2 separate regions of the Homo sapiens genome follow, and region 1 is linked to region 2. The links are chromatin loops, found by intact Hi-C in ENCODE. Cell type or tissue: endothelial cell of umbilical vein. All regions are shown on one strand. Links, peaks and the distances in the headings refer to the core of each region. The heading gives the core; the rest is flanking DNA.

Evidence for each region. Peaks named below come from ENCODE experiments on the same cell type or tissue, not always from the same donor. Only the 100,000 strongest peaks of a DNase experiment are listed, where the experiment ranks them.
Region 1: it touches region 2 in a loop (9-fold over the local background); 1 of 110 quality-filtered maps calls a loop at or near these places.

What each region holds. Positions count from the first base shown.
Region 1 is chr4:76,798,857-76,809,420 of GRCh38, forward strand. It overlaps SHROOM3-AS1 (SHROOM3 antisense RNA 1), which reads right to left and starts at 3,607. Exons shown (of 3, transcript NR_187405.1): 1 at 3,201-3,607. RefSeq lists an enhancer at 2,392-3,182. In endothelial cell of umbilical vein, for the core only: no CTCF peak of the experiment used is centred there; DNase peaks (open chromatin) are centred at 4,795 and 5,435; H3K27ac peaks cover 1,036 bases.
Region 2 is chr4:76,979,353-76,989,916 of GRCh38, forward strand. All of the region lies in intron 1 of SEPTIN11 (septin 11), which reads left to right. Among named protein-coding and RNA genes, the nearest start is that of SEPTIN11, 35 kb to the left of the region's middle. In endothelial cell of umbilical vein, for the core only: CTCF peaks have their summits at 3,738 (motif pointing left) and 5,028; DNase peaks (open chromatin) are centred at 5,019 and 5,749; H3K27ac peaks cover 2,345 bases.

The DNA of each region.
Region 1 (10,564 bases), core at 2,823-6,822, 180 kb before region 2:
TTCTTCTAAGAGGGATCATCTGTCCTAGGGAATTTCCTTTGCCTAAGAGTTTGGACTTTTAAACATAAAAGCCATAAAGGGTTGCAGCCTCCTCCTAGTTTCCCCATTCAGCCAGATCCCTTGCCCTAGATAGGGGGAGGAAAAGAATTTAGAGAAAAGGCCTGACTTACGATCTCAAAATATCCAAGATTTAGAACCCAGTTATTCATATACATGCTCTCTTCTAATCACTAAAAGGTCTTAAAAGACATAAGTTTCCTATTTCCTTTCTAAAAACCTACACTCTTCTCTCCTCTTTCCCACTGTAAAAACGAAGCAAGAAAAAAAAAAAATTCGCAAACTGGACAGCCCTCAGAATTACAGATTTGGAGCAACTCGAGCAATGCAACGTGGGCAGAGCAAATTTATGGACAGAAAAAGGAAGGTGACATATAGAAAACGGAAGTGAGGTACAGAAACAGCCAGACTGGTTACAGCTCAGCCTTTGCCTTATTTGGACACAATTTGAACAGTTGGCCGCCTGTGAGTGGACCCTATTCTTCTGCCTCAGGATTGGCTAAGACTCAGCTCTTATTACATACTCCTAAATCAGGTTCATAGTTTGTCTACCTACCAAGGTAGCTTACGGTTTATCCATAAGGACTCAACTATGTGAGTACAGAGACTTTCTCAGGCCAGATTTTAGTTTGATTTAACAAGGGTAAGCTCATTAAATGCTTGTTGAAGTTACAAATATTAGCTATTTGCACCTACTGTGCTTGAGTTACAGTTCTTTTCCTAAGTACCGTACAGGTCTAGACAAAAAGAAAGCAGCTAGGTATCTAAGAGATTAAAAAGACCTAGATGAGAGAATGTACAATTCCACAGGGCAGCAAAAATAAACTTTACTTGGTTTACATTTGCCCAACTGCATATGGCCCCATCTCTTAGCTTTCACACTGTATATAATTCTGTACAGGGATAGAACCAAGTTTTCCCCTTTTTGTTCACTCATTGCCTCTCATTGCATCATGAACAAATGCATTGCATCATGAACAATGCCTCTCATTGTTCACTCATTTGTTCACTCATTGCATCATGAACAATAGTGCCTGAGATGCTTACTTCAGAATTGAGACAGGCAATTGGGCCAAAACCTGTTGAACCTCAGTGAATATAAAACATGAGTGGCAGAAAAGAGCAAAGGAAGGGAGGAAGGAAGGAGGGAAGGAGGGAAGGAAGAAAGACAAAAGAAAGAGCATCCAAATAGAAAGAAGTCATATTATCCTTATTTGCTGGTGATAAAATCTTATATTTGGAAAAACCTAAAGACTCCACCAAAAAACTATTAGAGCTGATAAATTCAGTCAAGTTGAAGGATACAAAATCTACACAAATCAGTAGCATTTCCATATGTCAACACTGAACTATCTGAAAAAGAAATCAAGAAAGTAATCTCACAATAGGTACACATAAAATAGGAATTAATCAAAAAATGAAACATCTCTATGATGAAAACTATAAAACACTGATGCAAGAAATTGAAGAGGACACAAAAACATTGAAAGACATTCCATGTTCATGGACTAGATCAATATTGTTAAAATGTCCATACTACCCAAAGCACTCTAGAGAGTCACTGCAATCTCTATAAAAATACCATTGACATTCTTCATAGAAATAGAAAAAAAAAATTCTAAAATGTATATGCAACCACAAAAGATCCAAAAGAGCCAAAGCTATTCTGAACAAAAAGAATGAAACTGGAGGAACATTACCTGACTTCAAATTGTGCTACACAGTTATTATAACCAAAACAGCACAGTATTGGCATGAAAACAGACCCATAGACCAATGGAGCAGAATGGAGAACCCAGAAATAAATTCATACATCTACAGTGAATTCATTTTCAACAAAGGTGCCAAGAACATACATTGGGGAAAGGACAATCTCTTCAATAAATGGTGCTGGGGAAACTGGATATCCATATGTAGAAGAATGAAACTAGACCCCATGTCACTATATACAAAAATCAAATCAAAATGGATTAAATAGTTAAATCTAAGACCTCGAACTATGAAACTACTACAAGAAAACAATGGGAAAACGCTCCAGGACATTGGACTGGGCAAAGGTTTCTTGAGTAATATCCCTCAAGCACAGGCAACCAAAACATGAGCGGGACTTTTAGGGTGCACTACTCTCAACACCTGAGAAGCAAAACTATGAAAATAAAAGCAAAAATTCCCCCGACCCAACCCCTCCTGGTCTCCTAGTCATTCTTCAAGTTCTGAGTCAATTTATGCCTATGATTTTAAAACACAGGTTTTGTAGCCAGACGGACTACATTCAGACCCAGATTCACTATTATCCTTTGCCTTAGTTTGATAATCTGTAAAATGGGGCTAATCTCTCTCGAGGCTATGCTGAGGATCAGATGACTGCCAAATATAAAGTATTTATATGGTGCACCGTATAAATACTTTGCACCAACCTTATATATCTTAAGCACCTCGTCAATGGGTGCTGTCATCATATTTGCCAAGAGTTATCCCAGGTGGGAGTGATAGAGCAGTGAACAAAACAGACACAGCCGCTGGCCTCCTCCAGGTGCACACAGCCTTCCAAAAATAATATTAATTAAATAAAGCATTGTAACAACACTGACTTAAACTCCTCTGGTCGGGACTGCCCTGTGACTATGTCTGGAATATGTCTAAATTAGCACCCACAACTGTTTTATAAGTCTTCAAAGCCTGTCTCCTCCCAGGCCTTGAACCCCTGGGCACAGAGACCAGCGGCTGATCCCTACCTTTGGGCGCTCGCCCCTGCACTGTGCCTGGCCCTCAGCAGGCCCTACCGACTGTCCTTGCTGACAACAGGAGGAGGGCTGTTGGCGGCACTGACAAATCAAGCGGGTGTCGGACCTCAGCGCCTAGAGGGAGTGCTCTGTCTCCCTCCTTTCCGCCCGGTCTCAGTCTCCCGCCCGGATTCCCTCCCACCGGCAGTAGCCAACAGCCTGTCCCAGCCTTGACCCCATCCATTCTCTCAGCTTACTCTCAGGGTCCGAAACGTGAAAAGGCCAGCAGCTTAGCAAGGTCTCCGACCTCTGTTCCACTCGCCCTCGCCCTCCTTGCTGCTGCGCCTAAAAGCAATCCCAGGCCCACCGCGCCCGCCCACGCTGGCTTCCCCCAGACACCCCCGGCTGCGATTCCCCTACCAGACTTGGCAGTTCCCCAGGGTGTTCGCATTAGCGCCAAGGGGAAACATTCGTTGTTAATTACGTTGCTTCTTAATGATGAGCGTCTGCCGGGCGGCTCCTCTCAGAAGAAAGGCAAAGTGTTCGGAATCGCAACATTTCTGGCCCTGAGCTCTGGAAGGATCGAGCTCCGCTACGGGCCCAGGGCTGAGAAAACGCGCGACCCCGGGGGTCCGTCCACCTCTTCAGGGAACCCACACATTCCACAGATCTCTGTGAAACAGAAAAAGTGTTCCTTCTGAAGACCAAGGGCGTCCCTACAAGATAGATTCTGTCCTCTTCCCTTTGGCTTCTTGGTGAGGGCGACCCTCTCTGCTGAGAGCGCTTCCCTCCAGCTCGCCACGGAGGACGCTGTGTAGCAAAGAAAGGTCCCTCTTCACTTGTGTGAGTTTGCTAACAGTGCACGCAAGGCTTCTCGGGTGAAAGAGGCCTGAGCCACTTCTTTTGAAGCCCTAAATGTATTTTTTAAATGAAGACATGCCAAACAGCTACAAAAAGTTGTAATTGTGCTGTATTTTAAAGCTCCGCCTTGATTACCAGTGTTGTTTACACGCATGCAACTGTAATGACTGCCTGCATAAGCTCATCTGGAGATAAGGCCTAAAGGCCGTATGTGAGGCCCCTGATGGACATGAGGCCAGGATCAAATAGCTCTTCTCCTCTCCCCTCTGAGACGAGCTCTGTGACTGCAAATACACAGGGAGGGGAGGGGAAGTGGCCTGAGAGAGGCGGCGGGAGGAGAATTAACCCTACAACAGAGACAGTGAGGTTTAAAAAAAATAAGTGGACTTGAGAACTGGGTTCATATTGGGTGCCGGTGAGGATACTTCACCTCCTTCTTGCCTCATTACCCATCTGTAAGCTAAGGAATGTTGAAAGAGGCTTTGTTCTCCAAAAAAGATAAAAACAGTTCTAAGGAGAAAAGAGGCCATGGGCCGGGAAGCAAGAATGCATTGCTAAGAGCACCCTGAAGATGTTTCTTTCCTCCTTCTTGCCTCCCTCCTCCTCCCTGAGATGGAATCAAAATGCTTTAACAGGCAGTTGACGAAGAACACGATTCATCCCAACCAAGTGGAGAGTTTTTCTTGTGTTTGATATTTATTAAAATCTTGGAATTCCACACTTCATCCATTTTTCCCATGGCTTCCCTTCATGCATAAACAGCAAAAAGGATGCTGCTTGTTACATAAACTTGTCAGGCTGCAAAAGCCCAACATTCTGTTTTCTCCCTAAGTGGGGTGCGGGAGGAAGCGTGTGTTTATTATGTATTACAAAGAGCTTTGCACTACCTAAAATCAAAGTAATTAGGTAGTGCGAGTCAAAAATAGTTTTGAAATGTTATAAATAAAGTGACAAAACACTTCTTTAGATTTCTGAGAAATGCATTCCTGACAATATTGCTCCTGCTCTCTCTGCATTTGCTATTAGAAAAGAAAGGCCTTCTTTCTCAGTCTATCTTTGCACCATCACCTGGACACCCTCCGAGATGAGTCACAGGCAGAGGAAATTATCGTGATTGCATATTGTTTAGTCTCTAAACTTCAGCTGCTTCCTGGGCAACCCAGTTGCCTGCAATTTAACCTGCCTGGATGGATGAGCTCATTAATGAGCCGCCCCACAGGCTTTCTCGATTGGCTCTTCTCCAGACCCTAGTTCTCTTTCTTCACCCAGTGGTCACTGGTTCACCAGCCTTCCTTGTGTGATGAAGTAAGTCCTCATCCCACTCTCACTGCGCTCCTCCCTCCTTCTGGAGGAGACCTTAGAAAGGGTGGCAGGAGCAGTCATTTCAAGCATCCAGTGGAGCCTGCACTTTTCACAAAGGCCACCCTTTCTCCAGGATGCTACCAACTTCTCAATGCCCTCCTCCCGGGTTCCTTGGGAGGGAGGGGAATCAAGTCAGCAATTCTTCTTTCTTCCTCCTTTCTTCGCCAAGAGGCTGCTTCCCCATCGTGGGTCAGCGCCAGCCTAGTAGGGAACCCTGAATTCCTCTCATTGTTTTCCCCCTTACAGAGAAGCAGAGTGGCCCCAGACGGTGGGAAGCCCTCCTAGGAGTCTCATTGAGGACTCTCACAGCTACCAGTTGGGGATTGGGGGTGAGGGGTGGGGACAGATGGAAAGCCTTGGGTTTTAATGTTTATATAAGAAACAGCAATTCAGGCTCTCCCTCGCCCATGTGTCCTGTGGTGAGTGTGTCTCTAGGGAAAATCCTGGTATTTGCTTTCCGGTTTAAAAAAATTTAATTATCAAGATCCTGACTTTTTGTGCCTTGGCTTCCTGCTTTCTAAGAAAGCCAAAAGCACTTGGATTAAATAAAATTAAGTCCAGACTTCCTTTTGTGGACCCCAAGAGAACACTGCTCCTCTCCTCTCGGCCAGGTCTCTTCGCAGTGTGCTCCACCCTATCTTTATCTCTTATTTTTTCCTTTTTGCTTCCCTTCCTGCCTTTCCAACCACCTTATTTAATTGGCTTCTGGGTCTTTTTTTTTTCTTTTTCCATTTTTGCCACTCTTGAACCCAATTTTATCCTTGACGCTATTTCAATCAGCTTCAGCCAGGAGCTAGTAGTGAAGAAAATCTTGGCCAAAATTGAGAAGTGCTGCTTGTTTTTAACCTAACCTCTATCAGAGTCTTCTAGCGGTCAAGAGCACCTCAAGCCACTTCTTTTTACAGAGGATCCCGGAACCGCTTTTTAAAAAAAATTTTGATAAATGCCAAAAAGTCACACAAACTGTAGAATATCTTAGGTGTTTACACTAAAAAATTGTCCCTTAACACACACTCACAAAACAATGTAACTAAAGATGTCATGTAAGTCTAAATATGAAGCTCCTTGTGAATTTGGGACCCCAGTCAAAACCTCTGATGTCCATTTCCCCCTGAAGAACCTTGTGGCCCACATATTGCTCTTCTTGTCTTGGCTCAACTAGCTACTGGGGAATTTGAGCAGCAGGGCAGTACTGATTCCTCTGTTGCCAGTCCTCTCCCCTGCCTGGGCAGTCTGAGACCCCCTCTCCCCCAGTAGGGCACTCAGTTGAAAACGGTGGCTTTCTACCTTCAGGTGTCCACCGATGACCAGATGGTGATTGTTAATAACGTTATTCTTTTAAAACCATGACTGGTTTTCCAACCCCACACACGAGGGTGTTTTTAAATTAATTGATTTTTAACTCTGTTTTTAAATGAATAAAAGTGTTTTAGAATTAGCATCATTTGAAAGAACAGCAGATCCAATTGTTGGAACTGAGTGATAGGTACTCAGGAATCACTGTGCTGGACTCTCTACTTTCATGTATGTTAGACATTTCCATAACAAAAATAAAATATAAGTAAGATGCTCTTGGATCTAAATTTACTCTAAATACTAGCATTAAGAATAAAATGTTCTGGACTGGGTGCTGTGGCTCACTCCTGTAATCCCAGCACTTTGGGAGGCCGAGGTGGGTGGATCAATTGAGGTCAACAGTTTGAGACTAACCTGGCCAACATGGAGAAACCCTATCTCTACTGAAAAAAAAAAAAATCCCAAAGAATTAGCCAGGTGTGGTGGTGCACACCTGTAATCCCAACTACTGAGGAGGCTGACGCAGGAGAATCGCTTGAACCCAGGAGGTGGAGGTTGCAGTGAGTAGAGATTGTGCCACTGCACTGCAGCCTGGACAACAGTGAGACTGCATCTCAAAATAAAATGTTCTGAATTAATTTCTCTTTGTAAGTTGAGAGAAAAACCTTTACCACTATTTCCTAAATAAAACTTTTGTCTGGCTTTCTGGGGGTATGTTTGTGTGTGTGTTTGAGGTTTGTTTAGCACAATCTGAGATATAGGATCCAGATGATGATGATTTTGAGACAGTGTCTCGCTCTGCTGCCCAAGGTGGAATGCAGCGGCATAATCACGGCTCATTGCAGCCTCAGCCTCCTGGGTAGCTGAGACCACAGTTTTGTGCCACCATGCCTGGCTAATTTTTTTTTTTTTTTTTTTGAGACAGGGTCTCCATATGTTGGCCAGGCTGGTCTCAAACTCCAGGACTCAAGCAATCCTCCTGCCTCAGCTTCCCCAAGTGCTACAGGCATGAGACACCATGCTGGGCTAGCGAGACCCATTTTATTATTAAACTATGTTTTTTTAATGTTAAAAATATTATAATTGTTTTAAAGAAGTTGACTTCATTGAAAAACATTTATTAAGACTTACTAAATGTGAAGCTGTAACAAATAAGATGTAAGAAAAATAATTATAGACTTACTGGTACATTTGGAGTAGCACTGTTAAGTAGCAAGAAAAGCTCAGGAGAGCAGACTCCAATCAGAGGAAGAGGCAATAGGAACGGTTTTTCAGAGAAGCTGGCCTTTAAGCTACGCCTTGAAGGATAAGAGAAATTTCACCAGACTAGACAAGTAGGAGGAGGTGGAGTTATTCCAAGGAGGAATGGTGAGAGTTCAGGCCCCAAGATAAGTGTCTAGCATATTTGAAGTTTGCTAAGCACAGCTGTGTGTACGTGCAGGATGTGCATTTGCCTGGGAGAATGCTGGGGGCAGTGGAAAGACCAAGATGAAGGCAAAGTTCTGAATGTGTCTCCCCAAATTCCTATGTTGAAACAATCCCCAATGTGAGACTATTAACAGGCAGCCTTTTGGGAAGTCAGGCTCAGTTCTCATGAATGGGATGAGTGCCTTTATAAAAGAAGCTGAAGGCAGCTCATTTACCCCTTCCACCATGTGAGGATGTAGCAACCAGGCACTATCTATAAGGCAGAGAACAAACCCTTACCAGTCACCAAATCTGCTTCCACCTTGATCTTGGACTTTCCAGCCCTCAGAACTGTGAGCTATAAATTTCTGTTTATCAGTTACCCAGTCTACAGTGTTTTTGTTATAGCAGCACAAACAGACTAATACACTGTATTAATCTGTTTTCACACTGCTATAATGAAATACCTGAGACTGGGTAATTTATAAAGGAAAGAGGTTTGATTGACTCACAGTTAATGAGTCAGGCCTCCGCATAGCTGGGGAGGCCTCAGGAAACTTACAAACATGGCAGAAGGCAAAGGAGAAGCAAGTACCTTTTTCACAAGGCAGCAGGAAGGAGAGAAGAGCAGGGGAAACCAGCACTTATAAAACCCTCAGATCTCATCAGAACTCACTATCAGGAGAACAGCATGGGGGAAACTGCCTCCATGATCTCATCACTTCCCACTAGGTCCCTCCCTTGACACGTGGGGATTACAATTCAAGATGAGATTTGGGTGGGGACATAGAGCCAAACCATATCAGATACCATGCTAAGAAGTTGAAGCTTTACCTTTTAGGCCAGTAAGTCTGGGGTGGGGCCCAGGAATCTGCATTTATCAAGTTCTTTAGGTGATTTTTATGCAGGTGGTCTGGAGATCTCGCTGTAATAAATACTGTTTAGAGGGGCTCTGTTATAGATAAATGAAATTTATAGAAAGTGACAGAAGACACATTTTTATAAAATGGTAGGCATGGTATTAAGTGTGAAGCACCAAAAAGACATAAAACTTGAACCCAGTCCTCAACACATAATTAAAGTAGGCTGATAAGATTTACTACAGCCACTAGGTATGGTTGTGCAGGCTGTGCACTGCACCACAATGCCATCTGAGAAGGTACTGTTCACATTTTAGGCATCATAGATTTGTGTATTTGTTACAGTTTTTGGCAGATAAGTCCAATGTCTTATTCTAATAAAAAGAGGATACTACAGCAATTTTTCAACAGATGGAAATAAAGTGTCTTGAGGAAGGTAGTGGTATATTGTTATATTAATGGCTCCAGTGAATCACATTTCCTGGTATCGACACCCTTCTTTGGTCCTCTGCTATATTAACTCTGAGCCATTGGGAAATCAGCAAATGTGACACGGCAGACTTTGCAGAATTCCCAATGATCAAAGCCAAGTTCTCCGTGATTTTTCTGGACTTTCCCTTATCATCAAAGGATGGCTGCTGCTGATCCAAACAGCTATAGGCATCACATCTGCATTCAAAGTAGGTAGAAAAGGAGCAGTGTAGGCAATGCCAACCAGAGTGTCTTTTCTCTCTTCTCTTCTCTTTTTTCTTTTGACAGAGTTTTACTCTGTTACCCAGGCTGAAGTGCAACGAAGCAATCATAGCTCATTGCAATTTCAAACTCCTGGGCTCAAGTGATCCTCCTGTCTCAGCTTCCCAAGTAGCCAGAAGTATGAGGTGTGTACCACGCACCTGGCTAATTTTTTTTGTATTTATAAAGACGGGGGACTCACTATGTTGCACAAGCTGGTCTCAAACTCCTGGCCTTAAGTGATCCTCCTCCTTCTGCCTCCCAAAGCACTGGGATTACCGGTGTGAGCTACCATGCCCAGCCCCAGAGCTGCTTTTATTAGAAAAGCAAATTTTTTTCCAGCAACATTCCAGCAGACTTTCATTTATATCTCATTGATCTTCATCATTTGGCCATTGTTAGCTGCAAGGGAGTCTGGAAAATGGAATATTAACTTTTCCAAGCCTCTGTAGTAAAACATGACAAGGAAATGGGAGTTTAGGAAAGGATATTGGGTTGACTAAACAGCAGTGCCTGCTGTGGAACTTTTAATCATGCATCCCATACATAGCCACGCTCCTATTAATACCACTGTGTTAGGCCATTCTTGCATTGCTAGAAAGGAATACCTGAGGCTGGGTAATTTATAAAGAAAAGAGGTGTAATTGGCTCAATTTCTGCAGGCTGTACGAGCATGGCACCAGCATCTGCTCAGCTTCGGGGGAGGCCTCAGGGAGCATTTACTCATGGGAGAAGGTGAAGCAGGAATGGGTGTGTCACATGGTGAGAGTGGGAGTGTGATGGGGGGAGGTGCCACACTTTTACATAACCAGATCTCCTGAGAACTCACTATTGCAAGGACAAGCCATGCAGGATCTACCTTCATGACCCAAACACCTCCCATCAGGCCCCACATCTAACACTGGGGATTGCATTTCAACATGAGATTTGGGGGGACAAATATCCAAACTATGTCAATCACAAATGTATACAACATGGAGACTGGAAGCTGCTAGCCAATTTCCAAGCTTTATCTTACAATTCAAAGGGAAGAAATTATCTCCAAGCCATTGATTTATTCAACAAATATTTACTGAGGATAATTCTACAAGTTAGACATTGAGCTAGGCTTTGAAATACCATCCCTGAGATTCAGGAATGGACCTACTGTTCTGCAGGACGAAGAATTCAGCCTCCCTGTAGGCCTGGAGAGAAGGGATAAATATTGCCAACAGCCTCTCATTTCACTGTAACTTCCGTTTTCACATCTGTTTCATTTATCTTTTC
Region 2 (10,564 bases), core at 3,520-7,519:
AGTAGGATTTGACAAGTGGAGTTGAAGGTGGAGGCATGCTCTGTGCAGAGGTCGGTATGCTTTGAAAAGAGTCAGTTGTCCAGTTTAGTGTATGGGCGGTGGTGGACTTAGAATCTGGCAAAACTGGTTTGAATGCTGGTTCTGCCATGAATTGAACTTTAGTTTCCTTCTCTGTAAAATGGAGCCAATAGTATCTACTTCACAAGTTATAAGGATTAAATGGGAAGGTTTTTAAAAGGGCAAACAAAGGGCCAGGCATGGTGGCTCACATCTGTAATCCCAGCACTTTGGGAGGTCAAGGCAGGCGGATCACCTGAGGTCAGGAGTTCAAGAACAGCCTGGCCAACATGATGAAACCCCGTCTCTACTAAAAAATACAAAAATTAGCCGAGCGTGCTGGTGGGCGCCTGTAATCCCAGCTAGTTGGGATGCTGAGGCTGGAGAATTGCTTAAACCAGGGAGAAAGAGGTTGCAGTGAGCCGAGAAACTCCATGTCAAAAAAAAAAAAAAGTGGGGGCAAACAAGCACCCAATAAACATTATTTTCCTGATGGCTGGAGTGGAAGGAGGGACATATTGAGAAGCTTGAAGGGTAGACCAAGCATCAAGCATGGTGACCTTTGAATGCCTTGTTTGTTTTTGCTAAACCATACTTAGTATTGTGGTCTTTTCATAAATGTTTGATAAAATTGTTTTTTGATTGATTGATCTAGGGAAATGGCAGACCCCTCTTTTTTTGTTCTGTGGATAAGAAAGTGGTAGAGCCTGTTGCCTTTTTTCCTTCTCTGGGTATTTTAACCTTCATCATATAGGTACTCCCAGCAACTTTAAACTGATACTTTGAAAAGATAGTGATCTACTTTTCCACCTTGATCCCAGAATATGAGGTGAAGTATGAGGTACATTTATTGGTGCTCTGTTCTCCATGGGGACTAAAGCTTCACAAGTTTGTCTGTCCAAACACATCAGGTTTTACAGTGATTGTTTCTTGGGTGTTCATGCATGTGACTTGTGGCTGTCACACTGTCTTCTGAATTATTAATATCCGGGCTAAAGGGTGGATAGGAAGTGGAACTGAGAAGGAATCGTGGGGAATTGCTGCCAAGCCTTGTTTCCTTATATCGGTGGCTGCAGCTGCCACATTGCGCTAAACCCACTCCCGGTAATAAGCAACCTAAGTGTGTACATTTGGTGCAGTTGTGGCAAAAGAGGCTTAACTCTGTGTAGCCATGATTACAGTGAGATACGTGGTCTGACCCTCTCTATGTGGGAAGGGATTTGAGGCTTGGATTTTTCTCAAATTCAAATGGGAAAGTAGTTCTTGTTTTTGCCAGTGTAATCATCACTTATTTCCCTTAGCTTGCCATTCATTTTATCTATGTGAGTAATAATTATTCAAATGGACCATTAGGCTTTGGGAGTGTTTAATGGCAGCCACCTGGATCAGTGCCTAAGATTTTTGCTAATTCTGGTTTGTCTTTCACCCTGAGTCTCATTTAACTTCAGTTTTTCCTTCCTACAGATCGTATGGATTACAGCAAGGATCTCTTGCCAAGCTATAATCTTTCAAGTTTTGATTTTAGCTTAATGCTTCCCTGTAATCATGCTATCAAGACTGTCAGAAACATATTCCCATTCACATATCCCATACTCTTAATCTATCAATCTAGGACCATTGATGTGGAATTGGACCCGATCTTGCTGAGAAGTCTGGGCTGCTGACCCAAACCTTTTGTGCTTTGTGGTAACAACATGAGTAAAAATGTAACCTGTGCTCTTGCACATATTTTATCATCTCTTTTTGAGAGCTGATGGGATTTATAACGGATTGTTGTATGCAGTTGCATTTTCCCTGTGTTCTACTTGGGCCCTACTTGATTATTCAGACATATCAACATGATGATAATGATAAAGAAAATGGCTCTTTAAGAGACATTTTTAGTGGACAATGGAGGGGGTGGAGAGGACTGTGGGAACATTCTTGTGAGCTGCAGCATGTGAAAAGGTTTGTTTTGCATTAACTGATCAAGACAAGAAAGCCAGCATATAAAATCTTCTATCAATAGGAGAACTTTGAGAAAAGAGGAAAATTGTAATACAGCCTCTTGGGTCTGCTTTCCTAAGCACAACAGTATGTGTGAGAAAAACTCTAAACCAACTTTCTCTTACACCTAGGTGGATGCTTCTACAATGTGCAGTTAACTTTCTGTAAGGCAGAAAGTTGTCTCTGCTAGTGGGAGTATTTATTGATTTATTAGGGGTTATTTGGTCCTATTTTTTGAGAAGGAGAACAGAGTAAGGAAGGAGTAAGAAAGCTTTAGCTTGATTAGAATGGCTGAACTTGTAGCGGTAACAAATAGAGTCTGTTTATTAGCTTCTCTGCAAGATATGCATTTTTTTTTTTTTTCATGCTCTGCAGAAGTTTGCATCAAATAGCTTACCATTTGGATGGTTGCCCCAGCTGGTAATCTGGGTTAAAACCTTGACTGAGGCAATTCTATACTCATGATCCCTTGGTGTGCTGGTCTGGTGGGAAGATATGTTTGTAAGTACACTAGGGAGTGGGAAACAGAAAAGTCTTTCATGACGTGGCTGCTCAGTGATTGTTTCTAGATCTCTCCCCCAAGTGACACTCGAATACTTAGTAGCACATCCTGGGCATAATGCTCCCCATTTAAGGACTATTTCCAGTAAACTGAAAAAGAATCAGTTTTAAAGTCTTACATCCTCTACTCTTAGTTTTCCTAGTTCATTGATTTCCCTGCCCTTTGGGCCTCTTTCCTTTTCCTGCTGCCTTCCTTGATAGATTCTACCTCTTTCTTTCCATCCATCTCCATTCCCTTTCTGCAACTATTCAAATCTTTTTTTTTTTTTTGATTGAGATGGAGTCTTGCTGTTGCCCAGACTGGAGTGCAGTGGTGTGATCTTGGCTCATTGTAACCTCCGCCTCCTGGGTTGAAGCGATTCTCCCACCTCAGCCTCCTTAGTAGCTGGGATTACAGGCGGGTGCCACCATGCCTGGCTAATTTTTGTATTTTTAGTAGATACGGGGTTTCACCATGTTGGCCAGGCTGGTGTCAAACTCCTGGCCTCTAGTGATTGCCTGCCTCAGCCTCCCAAAGTGTTGGGATTACAGGCATAAGCCACCACCCCCGGCCCAGATCTTATTTCATCTTACCATAACCTAGGGCAAAACTGACCTGCTTTAAGAGAGTTTTACATTTTTGCTCTGGTCCACATTCATCTCCATTGTCTAACCCTGTAATCTTTGTAGTATATTTCATCATGAAACATTTCAAAATCATCTTCCATTTTACCTCAATAACTTATCTCCCTAATAAGACTCAAATTCCTTAAGAATCTTTTGTATTTCCTAGAATTCTTGTTACAAACACAACACCTAAACATTTGCAGTTTACTTTCATTTTTGGAAGGCTTCCTCCAAAGGCTAGCTAGTTTGTGGTTAGCTGCCCTTATCAGATTCAGTGTAAAAGGTTTGCCTTGGTAGCCTGAGAGGGATCTAGTTTACCATGCTTTTACTAATATCTATCTTTTTTCTCCTGGAGACAGTTGTGTGTTTTTTTTGTTGTTTTTTGTTTTTGTTTTTTTTTTAGCTGGGGAAATGCCAATATTCATTATTATATCTTATCCTAAAGTTACACAGGAGAAATAGGGATGTTGAAATAATGTATACTTTGGTAGGCAGAATCCGAAAATGGCCCCAAGATCCCAGCCCCCTGGTGTACACGCTCTGCATAATCCCCAGAACTTGTGAATATCACTCCCACAGGTAGGTTATGGCACAGCTGTCGTTTAGAAATGGAGATTGACCTGGGTGGACCTTACCTCATTAAGCAGTCCCTTAAAAGGGACCAGACTGTTCCTGAAGAAGGATATTTGACATGTGAGAGGGACACAGGGAGATTTTTCATTGCTGACTTTGAAGACAGAGGTGACCTCGTGGCTTGGAACCGTCAGTGACTTTTTGGAGCTGAGTGCAGCCTCTGACAGCGAGTAAGGAGAGAAGGCCCTCAGTCCTACAGCTGCAAGGAATTGAGTCTGCCCACATCTGGAATGAGCTTGGAAGAGGGTATTTCCCCAGAGCCTTGAGAGGACAACCTCCTTAGCTTGGCCCACACTTTGATTTCAGCCGTGTGATAACCCAGGCAGAAAGTCCAGCTACACCATGCCCAAAGTTGTGACCTATGAAACTGACTGCTAATAAATGGATGTTGTTTCAAGCCACTAAATTTGTGATAATTTGTTATATGGCAGTAGAAAACTAGCACATGCCCCACATTTATGTAAACAACCCCTATTCCATCCTGATATTGTTTTATCCAGGGTTGAGATTAAGACACAGTAGAACTCTTAGAGGCCAGGTGTGGTGGCTCATGCCCGTAATCCCAGCACTTTGGGAGGCCGAGGCAGGCAGATCACAAGGTCAGGAGTTCAAAACCAGCCTGGCCAACGTGGTGAAACCCCGTGTCTACTAAAAATACAAAAATTAGCTGGGCGTGGTGGCAGGTGCCTGTAATCCCAGCTACTCGGAAGCTGAGGCAGGAGAATTGCTTGAACCCTGGAGGCGGAGGTTGCATTGAGCCGAGATCGCGCTATTGCACTCCAGCCTAGGCGACAGAGCAAGACTCCATTTCAGGGAAAAAAAGAAAAGAAAAAAAGAACTCTTAGGAAGACTTGAGGATTTTGGCCATAATTGTTTAGTAATATTTGTAGAGCAAGACCAGATGTTAATTGGTATGTTTATTTCCTCAATATGTATCATGGTTTTGGTCATTTCTGGTATAATTCCTCAATTTTCAGGTGCTGGAAATGTGTCACTGGACTCAGATGTTCTAGGTCAGCCTGGATTAGGAACTGAACATGCCTTGGGAGGAGAAAGCAGCCAGGTTGTGACTAGGGGAAACAGCCCTGGTGCTTTTGTTCATGACTTGCTTGGAACTGGATTGGATTTTTTTTTTTTCTTCTCTCACAGAGACTGCCATCACATGGCCATTACTGTAACTGAAAATCCCCTGCCTTTTCAGAAAGGCACAGAAATATATGGTATCTTTCAGAAAGGAAGTGGCTAATTTATATCCGGTGATAGAAATGGTGGCATCGGGAAGGAAGCGTCCCATCCATATTTCATTATTTGCTGATGAATGCATTCAGTGAATAGAAATAGATGAACTGAGCCACAATATTTCTCAAACAGGAAATACTGAGGAATAGATGTGTGAATATGAGTAGCACAGGACATAAAAAGTTGAGGAAAAAACTTCCAACTGCTTTGAGCCTCTTAATTCTATTTGACCTCCTATTCGTCACTGTTTTGAAGATATTCCATAGGATAAAGACAGGGCAGGAGGGACAAAAATGACCCAAATAAACAACAGTGAGACAAGTGGGTGGTTTTATGCTCTGCAAGAGACGTGATATGTCTTAAATGGAACTGGGTTGTTTGGGACCCACTGGACAGCAAGAGGGTTTTGAAATGGTTTATGACCTCTTCCCCACTTCCCCGCTTGCTTTGCTCATTAGTGTTCCTAGGTGGCTGCTGGGTGACGGGCTTTTCATCATCTCTGATGTGGGCCAGTGCGAAAGAGCAGCTGCAACATCTGTTTCTAATTGGGTCGTGCCTTTATAAATACTTCTTGCCTATTTGTCACATTGCTTCCCTCCCACCCTGTCTTCCTTGGAGTACTGCAGAATCTGTAAGCGTCCCTGGAATGCACACGTGGACCTTGTCATTCCCAAACAGACTTTCTGCTGGTCAGCACTTTGTAATGTTCGGCTGTTACAGGCATTAGTCACTTGTGCTCAGAGAGAGACTGTGGTCTTTGGAAACTGAAGAAAATGTCTTTTTTGTTGTTGTTAATTCTTGGCATCCAGTTAGATTTAACTTCTCAAGAGTTTACACAGACTTTTAGAAAAACATTCTGTCTCTAAGAAAAAAGTGCTCTAGCTTTGTACAGTTTTTGGATTTTCACACTTGGTGGTTGTTTGCTGAAATGCTGTTTTGCTAGTGATTCCCCTCCTCCCCCTATCTGGGGTTGTAAGCAGCTCTGGGGCTCTGTTCACTTCGGATACCTGTTTCTGGGGACTGCTTTTCAACAGCGTTTTTCCTAAGGGCATATGAGAAATTTAATTTCTGATGGAATGAAGGTGAAACTCTAGTCCCAGGTAAACCTGGGTAGGCTGTAGAGACAGAAAGGGGGCTGCAGGTCTAGGTGGAAGAACGAGAACGAATGCAGCATGGTATTTCCAGGCCTTTTAGATTCGGCTTCATCCACAACCAATGTGAGTTCTTATCTGCAAAGCGGGCCTAAGTGTAATGGAGGGAAGGTGGGCCAGGCACCAGGGTCCTGGGTTCTCCCGCGCCTCACTCTGTCTCCACCTGGCCCATGCATAAAGAACACTAGTCAAGTAGCCATTGTACCTGTTTCCTTATCTGAAAATGAGAAGGTTGGAGAGTATGACTTCTGTTGAAACAACAAGGCGCTTACAAATTTTGGTGAAGTCGAATGAGGGCAGCGTTAAGAGAAATATCAAAGTTAGTCATTGGATTTCAGGGCTTAGGGATGGAAACCAGCTGGTAGTAGACTGGTTGTAGTTATGTCCAAAGGGCAGAGTGGGAAAAATTTGGCCGAAAAGAGTGTGGTGGGTGACCAGCAAATGTTAGAGGTATACATCAGGGCACAGAGGAGAAAAGCTAACATGATACTGATGACTTCAAGTCTTCACTGTCCAATTCAGAGGATAGGGGAGGGTTTAAGCTGATTAAACAGTGGGCTTTTTTTCTCCTGCAAGAGGGTGGAGGTCTATAACTGTGCAGATTTTATCAGATGCATGCTAATACATGTTATTCTGGGGGACTCTCTTATACCTTGAAGTAGACATTGCTGCTATTTGGCGTGAAAAAAATAGGAGGACTTATTTGAATTGAGAATGGGGATAGGCTGAGTTCCACCGAGATGTTGGCTTAGAGATGCCTGGGCCATGCTGTACAGTAGGAAGCCCAGCAGAGGAGATTGGGCTGTGTGGGTCATGACAAAGGGAGTTGTTAGCTTATGGTTGGCTATTAAAGTCATGGGCAAGGATGGGCAAGAAAAGTGTGTAAAATGAGCTGACAAAAGATAAATATGTTAATTAATTCTTTACAACAGCCCTGTGAGAGAATGTGTCTTAAAGCTGACAAAACTGAGGCAAAGTTAAATACCCTAGGTCACACAGCTAAACTATGAAAGAGGTGCTCTTGTCTTGACTTCACATGTTGGGCACCTTCCACTACACTTTTCCACTTTTCCGATTCCTCCTGTCACTTTCAACATGACTTGGTTCTACTATTAGAAAAATTAAGTTCTCCTATTTTACTCTGTTAACCTACCTATTAGCTACAATAAATATTGTGGGCTTACCTCCTCAAAAAAGATCTTTATTTAGTATTATTGTTATTGATGTTCCTGGATTTTAAAAATCTTATATATTTTCTATTATAAAACTACAGCTTTTTTTTCTTTTGTAATAATTCAAATGTTACAGAAACAAAACAATTAAAAGGTAACATTTCCCGAAAATCTTACCAGCCCCAAAGAAAACCCCCACACGGCATTAATTTTGTAAGGATCTGGAAAAGCAAAATGTGTTCCTCTACTGGGAGTCTTCTGGAGAAAGTTACTTGGAGATAGCACTTGGAATTGGGACAATTATTCAGTATTAATCAAGTGCTTTTTTGGTTATATGATATGTTTTCCAGAGTGGCTCCCTGGGTTTGGCATTCTGAGCTTATCTACCTGGCTTTGTGACCTAGGGGCTGGCTCCTGGATGCTCCTCCTTAGTCTCAGCTTCCAGCTGGGCCGCACTGAGAAGTTGTTCTTTCCTTGTATTACCATATGGTTTTTCTCTTAACAGTTCCTCACTGCCGCCTGGCGCTCTCTGTTCTGCTGCTTGTGTGAGACAATTTCCTTGGGGGTTTTCTTGGCTCTAGGCATGGGATTTCATGGTATAGATGACAAGCAGAGTAGCAAATGTTGTTCAAATCATCTTTAAAGAATGCAATTCTCATTGGTAATGAGATGGTCCAGACATTTTATATTATGAAAGTTACCCCAGCAATGCTTAGCTTTGAAAGCATCCCGATGCTGGCTTCATAGCTGTGGTTTGGGTCAAAACTTTGCATTCCAGTGTTTTCCCTTTTGCATGAGAACTAAGGGCGTTTCCCATCTTCCCATTAACCTTCTTTTTTTAAAAGAGAATGTGAAACCAATTCAATACTTTCTAGAATGCAGTCAGATAAGAGTGTGTATCTACAGAAATGATTAATCAGGGTACTTAAATAAAACTTACTTTGCGGACAGTTCGTGAGGCCAGAATTTCTCCAGATACTGGGAGGTGGCTGGTGGTCAGTCAAAGATTTTGTGTGCGAGACAGCATGTTCTTTTCTTTACCTCTCTTCAGCTCAGAGGCGTCTGTACTACTGAAATAGGACCTCAGAAAAAGACATGACCTAAGATGAAGGGGTATGTACTTCTTCTCTTTTCCAAGTGGGTATTCTGTAAGGAGAAAAGACAGAGCTCAAAGGAGTGTACTGTACATGTCTCCTCTGCCCTCTGCTGCCCCATGGTTTCATCTCAGCTCTCTTTAAAATTGGACATCTGTTCCCTTGAAACCTGAGTTCTGATATTTCTACCTTCTCCCATCAGGTACTGCTGCTCAGAAAGACTATTTGTTTTCATCTGAATATGTGAAACCTGCACATCAGCTGTACACAGGGGCCGCCTATTAAATTAATATTCAACAGTGCTTTGGACTAATACATATTTTTACATACTATAGGCTGGTGAATTCACTCAAAGAATGAGTAGTTAATCACATGAGTTATAAGGCTACACAGCATCCTGTCCTTTGGATAGCTTTATGGTTATGTATTTGTGACTATTTGATTGACATCTGTGTGCCCCATTACCCTGTACGCTCCATGAGTTGGGGAGGCTTTGTTTTTTCATCATGGTATCCTTAGCATTTAACACAGTGTTCTACCCACACTGGTACTCGATGAATATTTGCTGAATGAATGAAAGCATGAATAAAGATTTGCTTTTCTTTTTGAGAACAGATAACTAACTTATACAGAGAAGTCATTTCCTAGGTTTTTTGTTTGTTTTTTTATTTTGGAGATAAAGTATATCACTCTGTCACCCAGGCTGGAGTACAGTGGCACAATCCTGGCTCATTGCAGCCTCTAACTCCTGAGCTTAAGCAAGATCCTCCTGCGTCAGCCTCCCAAGTAGCTGGGATTATAGGCATGAGCCATTGCGCCCAGCCCTAGGTTTTGTTTTGAGGATATAAATCCACTTTTCAAAAATCTCGTGGATGACTGGAGATGTAGCCAAACAAAAAGAAATTGCTTTTAAGCAGGGCATTTGTAAACAGTGGGTACATAACTTTCTTAGCTAATTCATATGTATTGTAGTTAAGCAGAAATTAAAAGTTGAGGTGGAAAACACAGAGGTTATGCACACAGATTTCCATTTGGTTTGGAGTTTCCCAGCATAACTGATAGAAACTCCCTTTCATGGGTCAATTAAAACTTGAGCCATCTTGATCTGGCCAGAGCAAATATGCTTCCAGGAATTTTTCACCCTGTGTTGGCTTTCCTTAAGCAAAATGACGGAATTGGATTTATGCATCTCTAACATCCAGATTAAGAAGCCTTAGAATTAGAAAAAACAAAGAACCAGAGACTTTGTTTAGAGGTAATTTGATTAAATCTCCTCACTTTACAGAGGAGGAAACATAAGCCCGAGGATTAAGTGACTTGGATCAGTATACTTTATTTATCCATAATCTGAGGCGTTGAGAAAAATGTAATCACCATGTCTTGTTAATAAAAATCTCCAGCTCTCCACCTGAATACATAAATGTTATCTCTTAAATTTAAAAAAAAATAAATTTTAAAGAGAAAAATCTTTCTAAACTTAAATTGTAATACCTGATTTTAAAGGTAAAAATTAAATATTGCTTTCGAATGGAAACGTAATTTTAATTTGTTTGGATTAAACAATTCAAATATCACCTTGGTAACATGCTGTCTTGCTTCCGCCTGCTGATAAGGATCAGAGGCTACGGCCTATCTAACCACATCTACCGAAACACTTCATTTTTAAAAGTAAAGAAAAGGGATATCACTTCAGTTTAAGTATGGTGAATAAAATCCATCTGGGCACACCGAGCTTGTTAATTTCAGTAGACCCAGGGCTGGATTAAAATACAGTCATGTACTGCTTTACAAACTCTCAGTCAACAATGGACCGCATATACAACCGTGGTTCTGTAAGATTATAAAACTGCACTTTTACTGTACCATTTCTATGTTTAGATATACAAATATTTACCATTGTGTTACAGTTGCCTACAGCATTCAGTACAGTAATATTCTGTACAGGTTTATAGCCAAGGAGCAATAGGCTATCCCATATATCCTAAGTGTCTAGTAGGCTATACCATCTAGGTTTGTGTAAGTGTATCTGGAGTTTGTTCCTGCCGGTTGGTTTGTGGTCTTGCTG